2 separate regions of the Homo sapiens genome follow, and region 2 is linked to region 1. Evidence: chromatin loops called from intact Hi-C (ENCODE). Cell type or tissue: ascending aorta. All regions are shown on one strand.

Region 1 (8,000 bases):
GGCCCTCTCCCACTCCCCAGGCACATACACAGAATCACACAACTCTATGAATACACATGCAGGCAGTTGTGAGTAGACAAAAATATATGCAGGGCTAACTATTTACACAGCTACACCTGAAATCAAACAGACCCACACCCACTCTTGAATATTCTCCGTCACAATTTCCCACTATAGGGTTAGAGATCAAGCGAACCTTGACCTCTTTCCTACTCCCAGCCCTCTTCTTCACCAAGGTTATGACGGCAGTCATGGGATCCAAGGATCCAAACACACACGTTTATTGAGATGTTTATTGAAATTCCAGGTGTGGGGAACATCAAGAATAAGAGAGTCCCTCCCGTGAGGGGCTTAGGTCTAGTAGAGGAAGGAGATGCACACAAAGCTACAAAGTCACATGAGAAGTGCTCTAACTGAAGTGAGCACAGGAAATTGGACCTATTTGTTTGATCCTGAGATCTGGACAGAAGGCAATCCTCCTCCTTCCTTCAGAGGATACAATGGAGACCCAGAGCAATCTGCTCAGCACCAGTAAGCTGGAAGCCATGCTGCCTTCCACCCAATTCTCTGTGGGGATGCTGTGCTGGTTTCAGTCCCTGGGTCCTGCTCCTAGTTCAGCCTCTCTTGCTTGCTTCTCAGATGTGTCTGGTGGTAGAAGTTGAGGAAGAGAACGAGGAGGCTGAGGGCTTACAGGAGCACAGATGTGTTGAACCCAACAGGGAAGGGGCACTCAGTGAGGAGACTGTAGGAAGAGGGGGCAGCAGTGGCCACAAACTGACCCTGGGCAAAAGAAAGCATGAGAAGAAAGAGAAGGGAGAGCAGTCAGTTTTTTCCACCCCATGATCCCAAGAATCTTCTTGACCCTTCTCCTGGTCGTGGTTTCCCCAATTCCCCCATCCAGCCATGTCATGGTGGCCCTGATGATAAACTCAGTCTATCCAGAGCCCCGTATGGGACACTTTAGGCTGTCATCACCATCTGGGGGGCAGTGGTTCTCCCAAAACTGCAAGACATCCAGGCACCTGGAGGGTGCAATCGGTGATCACAGACTCACAGGATATTAATGCTTAGAGGTCATCTGGCTGAGGCCCTCATTTTATAGATAATGACATTGAGACCTGAGCATGGAAGCCATTTGCTCAAAGTCCCACACTGTGCCAGTGAGTTAGGGTTAGTTCCAGGATCTGATGAGATGGCTACCGAGGCCCTTGCAAGTTAGGAAGCTAAGGAAGATCTAAGGATGAGAGGGCTTGTTTATGGGCAGATGCCAAGTCACTGGTATAGAGTGACAAGCCAAGAATAGAACCAAGGGTTCAGCCAAGGCCCCTGGAGCCAATGAGATCTCCTTACCAGCTGTAGGGTGGTAAGATATCATTTCCACCAGAAGCAGGGCCACATAGAAGGCCACAACCTGGCCAGTCCATGAAGACATGGACCAAAGAATTAAGCATCCCTATGAAGAAGGCTGCAGAGTGGGGTGTGGGGAGATAAAGGAAAATAAGTGGAGCTGGGCTTAGCTGTGGTGTGGGAGTTCTCTTTGATGTTTCAATCCTCCAAGCTGCAGAGAGCACCTCTGCAATCTCCACAGAGAATCCCTGGAAAGACCTTATCCTGCAGAGGTCCGGCATGAGCCATCTGAGATCGTGATGATGGAGGGCTGGAGTTATTGAGATGCTCAATGAGAATGTTTCTACTACCTTTGTGTTCTCTGGGCTGATGGCTATGAGCATCTCCCAGCAGCCACCTCCCCATCCCAGAGAGGGGTAGCCCGAGAGCTCTGAGGAGCCACAGGGACAAATGGGAGCAGAGGCCTGGTCTCATGACCTCAGGGAAGGGAAAAGTTAGAGACCAGCCATGATATTCCAGGGATGCAGGTCTCCTGAGCTGGGACTCAGCCCAGCAGACCAGCCCAGCAGACCTGCCTTACTAGGGCCTGGAGCAGGGCCGTCCACGGCGCGCATCACTTACCTGGCTGCCTGCTACATATTTGACTCCAGCCCACCCATCACAGGGCATGGTGCCATGGTGGTAGAGATGCAGGAAGGTGGGCTGCTCTGGCTTCATTCATAAAGTAAAGAACACCTGGAGAGGAGGAAGAGATGGCATCAACTCTGGAGGTCTCCTTTCTCCAGACTTCTCCAGGGGCCTCAACTACCCCTTAGAGTGGGATATGGTAATTCTACCTGTTTTACTGAAGAAGAGAGTAAAACTAAAGGGAAATAACAACAGTCAAACACCAATTTATGACCTACTGTGTGCTTTAATTGAAGCTTTTGAAATTCAAACCCTCGCAGGATCTAAGGTCTCAAAGTGTGAAAGCTTCAGGTGGTCTTCTAGATGCTGGGCAGGGCTGTGTGGTGGGAAGAGGAGGGAAGAGAACACTATTCTACTTTATGTGTATAAAATAATCACTTAAATACCACATAATTGTGTGCAGTTTATACTTCTACTACTTCCATTTTTCAAGAAAAAAAAAAAAAAAAAAAACAGAGGCACAGAAAGGTTAAGTAACTTGCCCAAAGGCACACAACTAGTAGGTGGCCAAACTGGGATCAGAACAGTCTGGCTTCAGAGACTGGGTTCTTTCCAATGTCCGATCCTTGCCCCCCAGGCCACCGGGGTAAGAGTTCAGGTGTTGAACAGTCAGCCCAAATCCGGACACCCACACAACACATTCCCACGTGATCTTTGCTCAGATCATTTTGGCAAGAGACTGAGAAGAAAGAGTACCCTCTTTTCATCACCAACCACACCAACATTATGCTCTTGCCCCACCCTGCTTAATCCCACAAGCTCCCTGGCCTCACCAGCAAGGTTTCTTCTCATTAACATGGAAGGATGGCTTTTGCCGTTGGATGACCCTTGCTATATCATGTCAGTTTTAAAATTTGTTTAATTTTCCATTTTAATTTTACCTGGAACCTGGATACTAATGGGGCAAATGCCTACTCCTACTTCTGTTGATAGAAAGCAGGGACCAGGGGAGCCGGCAGAGAGGGATGCTACCTCAGTGGCTGAGCATCCTCCCTCAGCCAGGTACTGGACCAAGGCTTTACTCTGAAATTAGTCTCTGGCATGGCTGCCTGGGCAAACCTAGAGAGCATTCTTGCTGGCAGAGTCAGACACCACCCCAGATTTGGCTGACGGATATACAGGAGCCCATGGGTCCGGGATCTTACCTGTCAAGCAATTCAACGTCCTTTGGAAAGAGGCACCAGCAGCACACGCTCGCCATCTGCTGGGCAGGAAGGGGAAGTTCCATCAGACTGCAGTCCGGCTGGTGCCACGGCTTGGCCCACCTGGGCTGGGTTCAGCCCCAAATCCTCACTGTTCTACGCACCGCTGATTCCACAGTGCCTACCTTCCTGTCTCCAGGAAGATGCCTGTTCGCACAGGAAAGAAGGGGAGAAGCTACTGGAGTGACCACAGAAGGACTCTCCAAATGTGCCCCAGCCCAGAACCTTGGAATCTAATGAGCATGTGGGCATCTTGTTCGTTGAAAAGAAGATTCTTAATCAGTGTGCCTGGGGTGGAGCACAGATTCTGCATTTCCAACAAGCTCCCAAATGATGCTGCTGGCCCAAGGATCATACTTTGAGTCACAGGACATGAGCCCATCACCAACATCCAGTGACTCAACATCCATATCAGCTGGTGAGAAGCCTTAGCTACCTGGAGACAGGCTTCAGCTAGAGTCTTTTGTTCTGCTTCCAGTTGAAACAGAGAACAGCTAACAGTGATGAAATCACTACCACCTAGCTACCGCTCAGTGTGTGCCGGCCCCTGTGCTAAACACTTTCATATATTATCTATCATATATTATCTGATTCCGTCTTCCTTCAATCATTTCGCTTTATAAAATAGGTATTATTATCTCAATCTTATAGATAAGAAAATTGAGTCCCAGAAGAGTTAGGTGTGCCACCCAGAGTCACACAGCAAGTAACTGGCAGAGCTGAGATCCAAATTGATGTTATCTGACTCCAAAACTAGCTAGTCCCCTGCCTCTCATCAAAAGGCTCAGGTGATACCTCCTTGACCTCCGATTGTTATGAAGTTGTTCCTCCTAACCCTCTCCAGGCTTGCTTCCTGCTCCCTGCCATACCCTCATTCCATGCTTTCTCCATCTGTAGTCCACTGGCTGGCAGAAGTAGCTGCAGTTAGCCAGCAGCGGGGTGACCATGACCTGAGAGGAAAAGGAAAGAGGAAAAGACCAAGTCATAAAGCCTGCTGCCACCATGGTGAGCCCCGACTGGCTCGGGCTCCTGAACACCAACACCCCAATGCAACCTCTGCTGACACTTGGTCAACAACTGCTAAAAAGAAACTCCATGGGGTGGCGAGGTTAGAGGCGGCAACTTGCATATATCTTGCTGGTCTCTAATTTTTTAATGTGAGCAAATATAGGCTACAACCCTACCCCGGGTGCCTACTATGCATGAAAGCCTGAGGTGGGTGCTGGAGACACCAAGGTGGTCCATACGCCAGCCCTGCCCTAAGGAGCTCAAAGCCTGGCTGAGAATGTAGAAAAAAATCCTAACCTTACAGGTTGGTGCTAGAGGAAGAGTAGAAAATAGCAGGTGTTCCAGGAGTCGGATCAAAGAATGAGGCGGCTTTGGGCAGACAGAGGGGAGGGAGTGGGAGTTTCATGCCAGGACAAGAGTATGTGGTACCTGGACCTGAGGGGCTAACTAGGAGATCAGCGGGACTGGTGCGGAGGCTCTGACCAAAGGAGAAGCTGGCCACAGAATTGGAGAGACAGAATTGTGAATAAAGGGTCTTGAAGCCTGTTGTAAGGAGCTTGAATTTTATCATTTATTGATTTATTTGACAATAATGTGTTGAAAGGTACAAAGCATTTCTCCATGCTGGGCACTGTTCTGAGCACTGGATCTCATTGATAAAACCAAACAGATACAAATCCCTACCTTGGGGGACATGGCATTCTGGCCATATATGCAAAAGGACCTACTGAGGTTTCTGAGCAGGAAGCTGACTGTGGGCGTGGCAGAGTTTTCAAGGGACTGGGGTGGCAGGAGAATGCCTGGTTGCCATAATTAAATGACAAATTCTCTAGGGCATGCCTCACGTCTCATGAGTTATTGGCAGCCCTCATGTGCTACCAGACAGTACGCTGGGTCTGTCTGTAAACGGATAAATAAGACAGAGGCCTTGCCTTTGAAGTACTTGCCATTTGGGAGGGGAGAAAGACACATACGAAAGTGGTGACACAGTTGGAGAAAGACACAGTCAGTGGGGGGTCAGTATATCCTTAATAAGCTCCTAAGGTGGGGGAGGTGTCTGCGGGGTTTGTCAATTCCTATGGTGTAAATACTGCCACCAGGGTGGAGGGACTTCAAGTTATTTCGCACAAAGTCACTGAACATGAATTTGCGGGGAGACCCACACCTGGTGCTCACCCGCGGGTAGAGTGGCTCCAGCCCACCTCAGAAAGTCCAGGACTGTACCCAGAGCTGGGAATGGCTAAGCAAGGAAACAAATAACCTGGCCGTAGAGGAGTCAGGGACCGCTTCCTGTGAGGCGACAACTGACCTGAATCTAAAGGATGTGCAGGAGTTTGTCAGGAGATTGGGGGACAAGAGCAATTCTGGCAGAAAATCAGTGATGTGCCCAGGCCTGAGGACTTGCTGAGCATGGCTGTGTGGGCTGGCGAGCAGGCCTGTGCTGGATGAGGGTGGTGTGCAAGGCTGCTGAGAGCATATAGAGGGAGACGAGGCGGAGTGGAAGACAAGGCCAGAGAGGACTCTAGAGGGCTTCATGTGTCCATGAAGGGGGTTCAGCCTCAGCCTCTGCGGGATGGGAAGCATCAGAGGCTCCTAGCAGGCAGTGGAACCATCCTCCCTGTGCTTGGGGTAGATTATTGTCAGTAGGGTGGAGGATGCACTGTAGCTCAGCAATAAGAAAGGAAGAGACGAAGAGGAGTTGGAAGAGATGGGGCTGTCCGGACCTGCTTCTTCTGTCTCCTCCCTGCTAACTCACCAACAGGTGGAAGAGATGGAGGAGGAGGCTGCAAGCTGTTCAGTCAGGGTGCCTGGTTTGCACTCTGCCTCTGTGCCTTGCCACCTGCTAAGTTACTTAACCCCTCTGTGCCTCAAACAGTGCTATCATGAGGATTAGATGAGCCAATCCTCATAAAGTGTCGACACCAATTCCTTGCCTGTAATCAACATGGAAACACATCTGTGATGATCATTACCACCTGTGAAAAGCTTTTCCTGACATCCTCACCCCTGGACCAGAGACCAGGTTACTGCCCCATCCTGCCTGCCCTTGGTGCGTGATACATCCTCTCTGTTGCCCACTCAACACACTGCATTGCAACTGCCTGTGTCCACACCTGTCTCCCCTCTAGACTGTGAGCCTCTGGAGGGCAGGGGGGCCTTATCCAACAGGGATTCTGCAGGCCAAACACAGCCTGGCACGAAGCATATATTTGATATACACCTGCTGAATGACTGTTTACAAGGTCTGAAAGGAATACCAGATTTGGGGATCAGAAAACCAGGCAGAGATGAACAGAGCCCAGGTGGAAACAGGAGACTGGGGATCCACATGAGGTGGGAGGGATAAGGAATTCCACTCTGGCTTGCCACTGACCTGTACTCTCTCATGTGAGGAAATGAAGAGTGAAAGTTTGCAACAGGGATTGAGCAGCCAACGATGGCACAGAATCCCAGCTCCTGCATGTGACCCCATCAAAAAGGCTTTTCAATTTTCTATGTAGGAATATCATGGTTCTACTTATCCCTTGGTCAGCCCTCCAAAAAAAGATCCTAGAACTCTCCAGGAACCCCAGCCCACCAGCCTTACCTCCCAGAGGCACCCTAGGAGAACCACCAGGCCCAGGTTGTAGGCAGTGAGGGCTGTGCCAGCCCCAGAGGCTCCTGTTGGGACACGAAGCAAGGCCTGACGCCACCAGGAGAAGATAGAAGACAAGGAGGAGGGTGGCAGGGAGTGGCAATGCACCAGGAGCCAAGAATCCATCCTCAAGCCTAGACAAGCAGAGGAGAAGTGATCACCGGGCCAGCCACACTGCCCATTCACCCCCAGTCCCTCCCCACAGGAACTCCCAAGGTCTTGTTCATCCAGCCCTTGTTCCCAAAAAGCCTGACACAGAGGCTGGCTGAGGAAACAAATGAAAGCTCCCACTGGATGGCATTGTCTCCTGCCTCTGCTTTCTAAGGCCCAGGTGTATTTATTCCAGAGCTTTTCCAGGGCACTGGCCATTGTGAGCACCTATAAGTAGAAGCAAGATTTGGGTCTTGTTCAAACCACCAACTCATCTACTTTCCTTTCCCCTCCTCAGTAACACAGTTGACTGAGAGTCCACAAACCGAAGTTCCTCAGTCTCTCCCATAGGACCCCCAGCTATGGGGTTGCCCCAGTACTCCTGCCTTTAGACACTGGATCACCACCTTCCATGCACTTTGGGGAGCCTCCATCGGCCACAACTTTGTGTCAATCCTCATACCTTTTGCTGCTCTACTTGAGATTTCCAGCTTCTGGCAGTGGCCTCCAGATTGCAGGGTACAAGAGACATGGATGTGGCTACTATGCAGCAAGAGGGGGACAGGGGGCAGAGAGGCACGAACGCTTCCCCTTTCCCTCCTCTCTCGCGCACAGTGCCTCCCCTCCCAAGCATCCCTGGCTCCTCCCACTTGTCACGGGGCTCAGCCACACCCAGTCCCTCCACAGCTTGACTTACACCTCTGGCTTCTCCCAGGCTCCTCTGCGCAGCGAAGAAAGCGGCTCCGGCTGGTCTGGTCCGGTGTTGCCAGCTGGTGGTGGGTTTGAGCGAAGGGTCCTCTGGGCTCCAGGGTGCAGGACGTGACTCACGGGTGGCCCCACCCTCCCAGAAGCGCTCTACTCCTGTGCTCTGATCTGTTGTCGACTCCAGCCCCAGCCCCTACACACAATGCACACACACAGGCACTCACACGTACACATGCACACATGCACACACACACAATTATTGAGAA
Region 2 (8,000 bases), 62 kb before region 1:
TGAAATCCCTACCTCAGAGGCCAGCCCTGCGTGTGCAAAAAGGTTCCAGTGTGCAAACACCTGCTCTATACACGAGGAGAGGCTGTGACCTCCTCAACTCCCTCAGTGGCCACTCTAAGTGACCGTGGTGGGGCTAGAAATATAGTCAGTGTAAAGGAGCCTCTTTTCAGACAAGGATGCGAAGGCAAATGTCACTTCATTTACAGCAACGGGCTTAGAATTCCCAATATAGCAACAGGGGAAGGCTGCCTACCCGCCCTCCCCAACCACACACACACACACACACACACACACACACACACACACACACACACACTGAGGGCCAAGAAGCAAGGAGGCTGGAGGAAAACCAGGAAGCCCGTTTAGGTGTCCAGACATTGACAGGGAAGCCGGGCAAAGACCTAGGACCAGCAGTGAAGGGACTTGTGGGGTATTTACTATGGATGGCGTGGTAAGCGAGGGGGACTTGTAAAGTCAGCTCTGTCCACAAGTACTGCGTGTGTGGCTTTGTCTTTTAATCTATTCACCAAATTTTAATGAATACCTTCTAGGTGCACAGAACTCTGCAGCTCTTGATTAACCCTAACAAATGTTGAATCCCAGCCCAACTTCCCAAATACACTGCCAAGCCTTGCATCCTTGATCTATCTGGAATTACTCTAGTGGCAAATAAACCAAATCCTTTGAAGAAGATTTGCCCTGCTTTTCCTGCCTTTGGCCCAGAGAGTCACAGAAAGGCCTGGAGGCAGATGCTACAGAGCCTTCAGATGAAGAGCTGGTGTGTGTTGGGCACCAGGGCCAGCCCATCACCTCTCTGTGCACATCTGAATCCCAAATCCTGTCTGGGGACTGAGCAACACGAGACACACAGCATCTCCAAGTCTTGGCCCCTTCTTCCGTAGAACAGAAGTTTCACTCTCATCTTCCAGCTCCAACGACTCATCTTAGTGCCCACTCCTGGGTTTTTCCTTCCCAATGATCTCCAGAAAGTCTTTGTGCTTTAGCGTCTTGTGAGATGAAAGAGCCCGTATCAGTGAACCGGTGATGAGAGCTCCCAAACTCTGTCTCTTGGCCAGCCCCAGCCTTCCCTCTAGAAGCTCAGTGTAGTCATTGATTCAAGTAGGTTGGTTAAAGCAGGGAAGCCTGATGATGACGCCAACTCATCAGCAGACACCCCTTGGAGCTGACACTTCTGGTTCTGAAGCATCTCTTCCTACCTCCAGAAGCTTTGTGCCTCCATGCACAATATATTGCAGGACTTACAGAGGATGACTCTCCGCTATGATTGGGCTTTCCCTCAAAAGCCATGCCACAAGAGCCTGTGTGTTCTGGAGCAGGGCACTCTCTTGGGCATGAGAAAGCTGGTGGATCCATCCACGCTTCAAGGGAAACCATTATGACTGACCAGAATGAGGGTAGAATCTCTGCCATAAGCTCTTCATAAAAATAACTGATCCATATAAAGTTCAAACCCAAAGCCTTGATATCATTCGACTACATCCTTTCAAATAAAACATCTCTTTTGTGCAAGAAGTGATTCATTCATTAAGCATTTTGACCTCATACTGTGTGCCAGACCACATACTGAGGACTGTGGATACAAAGATGAATGAAAGAAGCATTGCCATGGAGTCACTCATGGTGCAAACCACTAATCCTGTGAGGTAGCATGCATGGACGGTACTCTATGTGGGAGTGATTACTGCTACCAGGAAGGAAGGAGGATGCAGGAGAGGCCTCACTGAAGAGGTTGTATCAGTCAGGGTCTTCCTGGCAGAATGCAGAACACACTGGAAAGGAATGACAAACAGAGCCTAAAGAAGGTGCAGGGGTGTGGGCAGTGCCATGAGAGCCAACAGGGCACCGGGAGCAGCAGGAAGCCACTAGACCTCTAGGCCCAAGGAGTCAAGTGGATGGAGTGAGTGTGGGATACCCAGAACCTGCAGATGGCTGTGGCTGTGGAGAAGGGCTGTTACAGGACTGGGACCTAGGAAGAGGGATGCACCCACTCCCCAAATCACAAGGAGGACTGTGAGCACCAGGACCTTGCTCTCTGGTCTCTGGCTAGTGCAGGATTCATGGCTGAAGCCAACTGGAATCCAGAGAGAATGGAGCCTGAGTGATGGTCTCTGGGACAATAAGCAAGGAAGAGAAATGAGGAGAATGGATCTGGAGGAGACAGCAGAATGGCCAGCCTACAGAAGTGAGAAGAAAGCATGTTGTGAGAGGAAATTAATGCGGTGGGCGGTGGAAGACTATGGGGAATGGAGATCAGCAACCATGTGTGGCTGGAGCTCAAATTTGGTGTGTGTGGTGGGACACAGGTGGCAGGGAGGAGAGGAGCTGGGGATGAGGCTGTCGATGCAGTCAGGAGTCAAGGATGTTGTGCAGGAGGCCAAGACGGTTAAGCTTTGTGCTGGCTGCAGTGAAAACCATGGCAGTTTTATTTTGGTTTTTGTTTTAAATCAGGTGTGATTGGATCTTTGTCTTAAACATACAACTGACTCCACCATGGAAGGGCGTGAAAGGGGAAGAGACTAGAGAGCAGGGACCAGGGATCATTGCAGTCATTGCAGTAGAGATGGGAGGACTTGAACCATGAGGGAAGTGAGGTTGGAGTAAAAGGGCATGAGGGAAGAAATCATTGCAGCTTGAAAATAGCAAAACTGGGACCACAGAAGGGAAGGCCTCTGCACTCTAGTCCCAGAAGCAGCATTGCAAAGCAATCTGGCTTTGGACCAGACATTTCAGTTCCCCTACCAAACAGCTGAGACAATAATCTTGTCATTGCCCACCTTACAGGATTTTAGGGTCAGGCTCAAATAACAGAGGTACTTCGTAAAAGTAAAGGGTAAGACAAAGGAAAAGTGGTACTGGGGTCATTGTCATGGTTAGTGGGGCCTTGCTGATAACAATGGTTTTGTGATACCGTGAAGTTGTAATAAAAAATGCATGTACAGAGAACAGTAGCCCTTTCCTTCGGGCCTGGGAGGTGGGTGATTCACCCCGAACGCATTCCTCCCCAGGACCCCTCCTTTGTCACCTGGATTTTCTGAGCTCAGCTAGCTGATGCATATTTATCAACTCAGAGGTCTGATCCCCTGGCTGGTCAGTTACCTTTATTCATGGAAACAAGTCAAAAATATCTGTTGAATGGTGACTCTTTTCTGCTAGTTTGTGTACTGTTGGGCAGAAGAAAAAAATGGTTGCGATATGGCATTTAACCATCAGGTGTCACCCAAGGACCATGTCCAAGATTCAGCTCTGCCTTCTAGCCTTTGATGGAAACTCATCCCCTTCCCTCCAAAAAAAAAAAAAAAACACACACAAAAAAAACAAAAAAACAACAACAAAAAAACCCTAATCAGGAGAACCAGAGAAGACGCTCCAGGCTTTGAAATAGTTTTCTATGGGATACAAGTCTGTGGTGACAGAATAAGGGCAGAGGGCCTAAAACTACACTCGTTGTGATGGATGGAAATGAGTCAGGAAAAAGAACATTCCAGGGTTGATATGCGCTCGCCAATGGAATGGAGACTTCCATCTTTAGAGGACTTTCCAAATGATAGCCCCCTTTAGCAGTCTAGAGACAGGCGATGGGAAAGCCAGCTTCTGCAGAAACCTGTCATTGCTTCCAACCCAGGAGGCATATTTTGGAGCACATGAAGGTTGGTTTATTCTTGTGATTTTAGGGCCTGTCTCCAAGCTCTGAAAGTTCTTGCAGCTCTTGCTACCTAGTTTAGGAATTTTAGAAAAGATAAGAGAAAATGTGGGCAGAAAAAAAATCTGAAATTGTGCACTACATTCCTTTCATTTAATAATTATAGGTAAATTTGACTGAGTACATAATACATGCACAAAGCATTTTACAGGAACAATCTGATTTCATCATCACAGCAAACCAATGAAGTGGAGGCAATCCTCATTGCACGGAGTATTAACTTGCCCCAGTCCCACAGCAAGTAAGTGGCAGAGTTGGGACTTCTACTCAGTTAGACCTCAAAGCTCATCTTCACACCTACAACATGTGGGAGCCTCCTGGTGTGTGCTGGGGATGGCATGGCTGCTGTGCCAGGGGCTGGGCATAGAGATTGATGAGACACAAGTTTCTGACCTTAAGGGAATCTGGAAGATGACTGACACATGAATGAGATACAAGGTGCCAAGACTAACATACAGTGCTCTAACAGCCCAGAGGATACACCAGTTAATGGCCTGAGGGGTCATCAAGTAAAGTTTTGAAAACCTGAGAGGCAAAGAAGGCCATTCCGGGCACAGAGGAGAAGTGGTGCCAAGACACAGAGGCATAAGCTTACACAATGTCCAGAAAGAAGGTTAGTACATGATGCATAAAAAACAGAAGGAGATGAAATTAAAAGCATCAGTGAGGGTTGACACATGTATAGCCCAACATGGGGGTTGGATTTTCAACATCAAGGCTGGAGGTGGTGGTTTGGGCCAATGCGTTTTGGAGGATGGGGAAGGGAGAGGTGCTTTGCAGAAGGACGATGGTGTATGTTCCCACTGGCTGCACAGTCCTGAGGGCTTTTCCACCCTCCCATGGTGAACCTGAGCAAGTTCTTGGTACCTTAGTCAGGGGGGAAGGAAAAGGACATCTTTCTATGTTAAAATGAATGAAGAATAAATCAGAAATTTGAGTACCACTTTGGAAACCTACTGGGAAACTCCAGCTTATCTACTGAGGTTCCTAAAGGACCAAAGCCTCAGGCTCCTAGACAAAGCTTTGTGAAGCATAGGCAATGGTCAGGGCACAGTGGGAATTGCAGAAGGATGGGGCGCTGGCACTGTGGTTTTTAGGGACACTGCAGAAGAAGTTTCCTTTGGAACAAAGAGCTCCCTATTAAGAGTCAGGAACTAGAGTCTCAGCTTGTATTTGCCATCATTCTACATAAGTAGGAATCTCACCTGTGCTGGGGAATGCTTCCTTTTCACAGAATGGCATCTGAGCTAACACATCTTTTGTCTTTTGTTTTCTCTAGACTATTTCTTAATTTAAAGAAATTAAGGGCTCCGATATAGGGCCCTGAAATAGTCAGAAAGGCCAATTACTGAATGTGGGGAACCACAGAACCAAGAGAAAAATACAGTAACAACATTCTAGCGTGTGTGTGTGAGTGTGTGTGTGTGTGAGTGTGTGTGTGTGTGTGTCTGTTTCTCTAATCTTTTTCCTGTTCTCTAGGTAGAAAAATTCTTATTCTCCAGATAGTCTTCCTAGACACAATATTCCTGACCCTTGAAGAAACAATGTGCCCGCAGTAGCCTGACCCTTTAACACGCACTCGGCCTTCTTCTTTCACTCCCATGCTCCCTCCGCTGGAGCAAGGTGAGCCTTATCTGCCCCCTCTCCCACCCGGCTGTCACAGAGTGCCAGCTTATCCCTCCTGACCTCCATGGCTTTATCTTGCTTAAGAAGACAGATTTGGCAGTCCCAGAAATCAAAACATTTCTCTGTCTAGATTCTGCTGACCAAGATACAATTATCTCTGACCCATTAAATGCATTAAGTGGTTTTTATTATTATAGAAATAATTGCATGCCCATGATCTTAAAAAATAGCTACATCACAGAAAGACATGAAACAAGAAAATTCTCCCTCCTCTGCCCTCCAGAGATAACCGCAATGACTAGTTTCTGGCTTTTGTTCTTCTCATGGTTACCATCTTAGTAGAAAACAAAATGTTTATGCTTCTATTGCTGATTTACCTAATTTTAACAGAAATTGTTGTCTACCAAGTGTCACAGATAGGGAATTTGTTGAATTCTGCAACCTCATACCCTCTCCTCGCTGGATCTTAATTTTTATCAGTAACTATTTTAATTTTTCCCTAGTACTTATCTTTGTGACATTAAATAACATACCTAAAATTACTTTAAACATAAATAAACTTTTAAAATACTTAGAATTTTAAGATTAGTATTTCCTTGCAAATGTGGACAGTATCTGTTAACCTCTCTCTATGAAAGATGAGAAATTCCTTTTTCCTCTTTTCTATCTCTCAAAATCCCAATGTATTGTGTTATTTCGTCAATGTCGACAATGATCCTATTCCACGCCAAAGCATACCTTCTATCTGAAATTTTAACATTAATAAAACCCTGGTTTCTCTTGTTCGGTGTTAAGGGCTTCGCACATTAATACTGGTCTACAAAGGAAAATCCCCACAAACTAGCTGATACCCCCCTTCCGTTTCTTGAACTCCTCTACCTCCACCTCAATTACGTCATAACAGATAAAGCTGGATATATCTTTGAAACCATAGAAAGCTGAAACTGGGATAAGCAACTTGTATGGCTGGAGAAGAAGGGAGATTATTTCCCCACCCTCAGGCGTCCTCAGGGAAGCCGAGGATTCTCATCCAAAGCTTCCCTCCGCCCTGCTGGGTCACCAGACGGTCACTGTCCATCCGAGCACTCCGCCAGCCAATGGGGAACTGTGAAGAGAGACCCAAGCACGTTCCCAGGCAGGGGAGGAGGGGCTAAAGAGTGGCAGCCTCCAAGGATGGAGCGTCTTAGGAATGAAGCTCCTAGGTGCCTCGGTCCTCTCGCCATAGAGCAGGGAACACAGAGAAAAGGGATTTTCCTGTCTGCCGCTTTTGGTTCCGCATCAGTAGAACCCCATGGGAAAGTCTGGACTGGTGAGAGATTCTCTCTGCTAATTCCAATAAATGGCTTTCTTGTCTAGAAAGGAATCATGCAACACGGTGTCGTCTGGGACTTAGAGTTATGGACATGTGCTGAGCTGGGCTAGCGTAAGCTTGCACCTCAGCAGATAAAAATGCCAAATAACATACATTTAAAAAATACATACGTAGTTGGGCTTACAAGAGGAAGAAAAATCCATAGATGTCTGAAATGATTAATTGAAAGCCAGAATGGGGAGATCTCTTACTGAAGCAGTTCCCAGTGGAAAGGTGGCTTGGGGTAAGGAATGTCTAGACCAGACCTGAACTGGGCCCACAGGCTTCATTCATCAGACACCAGGGCAGGAGAGAAGGCCATAAGGATCTGGCTCTGAGAACCCTATGCTAAGCTATGATCTTCAGTAAAAAGAAACTACAAAATCTCCTACTCATTCGCAAAGGGCAATGACCTCAGTAAAAAGTGACTATGCAATCTCTACCCTCCAGCTCAGGGAGCTGGCAGGGATGTTTGTCTTTACTTGGAGTTCTGGGTGGGAGAAGGCTCCCATGAGAAAGCAAAAATCTGCAAGGCTGTGTTCAACAAGACTTTGGTGTCCAAAAATATACTATACACATGATGAAGGAGGACATCAATATAGAAATTGGTTCTGGGCCACGATCCTCATTCTGAGACCTTTTGCGGAAGCCAAAGCCCATGCTGACCAGCAGGGACCCTATAGCCAAGTGGCCCAGGATTTGCATTTAAACAGTTCAGGTAAAGATGAGCTCAAGAGAAAACCCTACAGACCACCTTGAGAAATGGCATGAGAGTCAGCAAACATGTTAAACACCTGACATAACAATGGAAGGGATGGAAGCACCATGAGAGTTACCTCATCTACACCTGACCTCCTCGAACAAAGCTGCCCCCAAGACATCCCAGGACAAAAGCCGGAAATTCCAAAAGGACCAGGCACCTTACAACCCAGCCCCACTCCTTGTTTGACAGCTGAGGACTCTGAATCCCAGGGAGCAACTCGTGGTTGTGTGGGAGACCGTGATTTCACAGGACAGCTCGGGCTTCTAAGGCCACAGACGGGCTTTGAGGTTTCAAAACTGGAGGTGGGGTGGCCATGGGGCGGTATAGGGAAGCAGTTGTAAGATAACCAGGGAATCATAGCATGGTTTGTTATGGCTTCAGAGCTGCCACGGTGGAAGGATTCAGGTGGGTTGACTTGAGCCTTCTTTTCAAGGGGCAGAAGCCGCGTTGCCCTGATCGCCTCATCGAGTAGCCCGACCCTCCCTCCCCATCCTTCCAGATATCCAGATGTGTGTCTTCCACATTACAAATTCTGAATC

The links. A loop is a pair of places that touch in the nucleus more often than their neighbours do. Peaks named below come from ENCODE experiments on the same cell type or tissue, not always from the same donor. Only the 100,000 strongest peaks of a DNase experiment are listed, where the experiment ranks them.
Region 2: it touches region 1 in a loop (10-fold over the local background); 93 of 110 quality-filtered maps call a loop at or near these places.

What each region holds. Positions count from the first base shown.
Region 1 is chr12:5,017,874-5,025,873 of GRCh38, reverse strand. LOC100507560 (a long non-coding RNA gene) reads right to left here. Exons shown (of 7, transcript NR_187676.1): 1 at 7,493-8,000; 2 at 6,832-7,013; 3 at 4,032-4,186; 4 at 3,180-3,383; 5 at 2,253-2,350; 6 at 1,969-2,082; 7 at 280-780. Among named protein-coding and RNA genes, the nearest start is that of KCNA5, 22 kb to the left of the region's middle. In ascending aorta, a CTCF peak has its summit at 3,232 (motif pointing left); a DNase peak (open chromatin) is centred at 3,195; H3K27ac peaks cover 901 bases.
Region 2 is chr12:5,079,664-5,087,663 of GRCh38, reverse strand. No RefSeq gene overlaps it. Among named protein-coding and RNA genes, the nearest start is that of KCNA5, 40 kb to the right of the region's middle. In ascending aorta, CTCF peaks have their summits at 3,030 and 3,230 (motif pointing right); a DNase peak (open chromatin) is centred at 3,493; H3K27ac peaks cover 4,135 bases.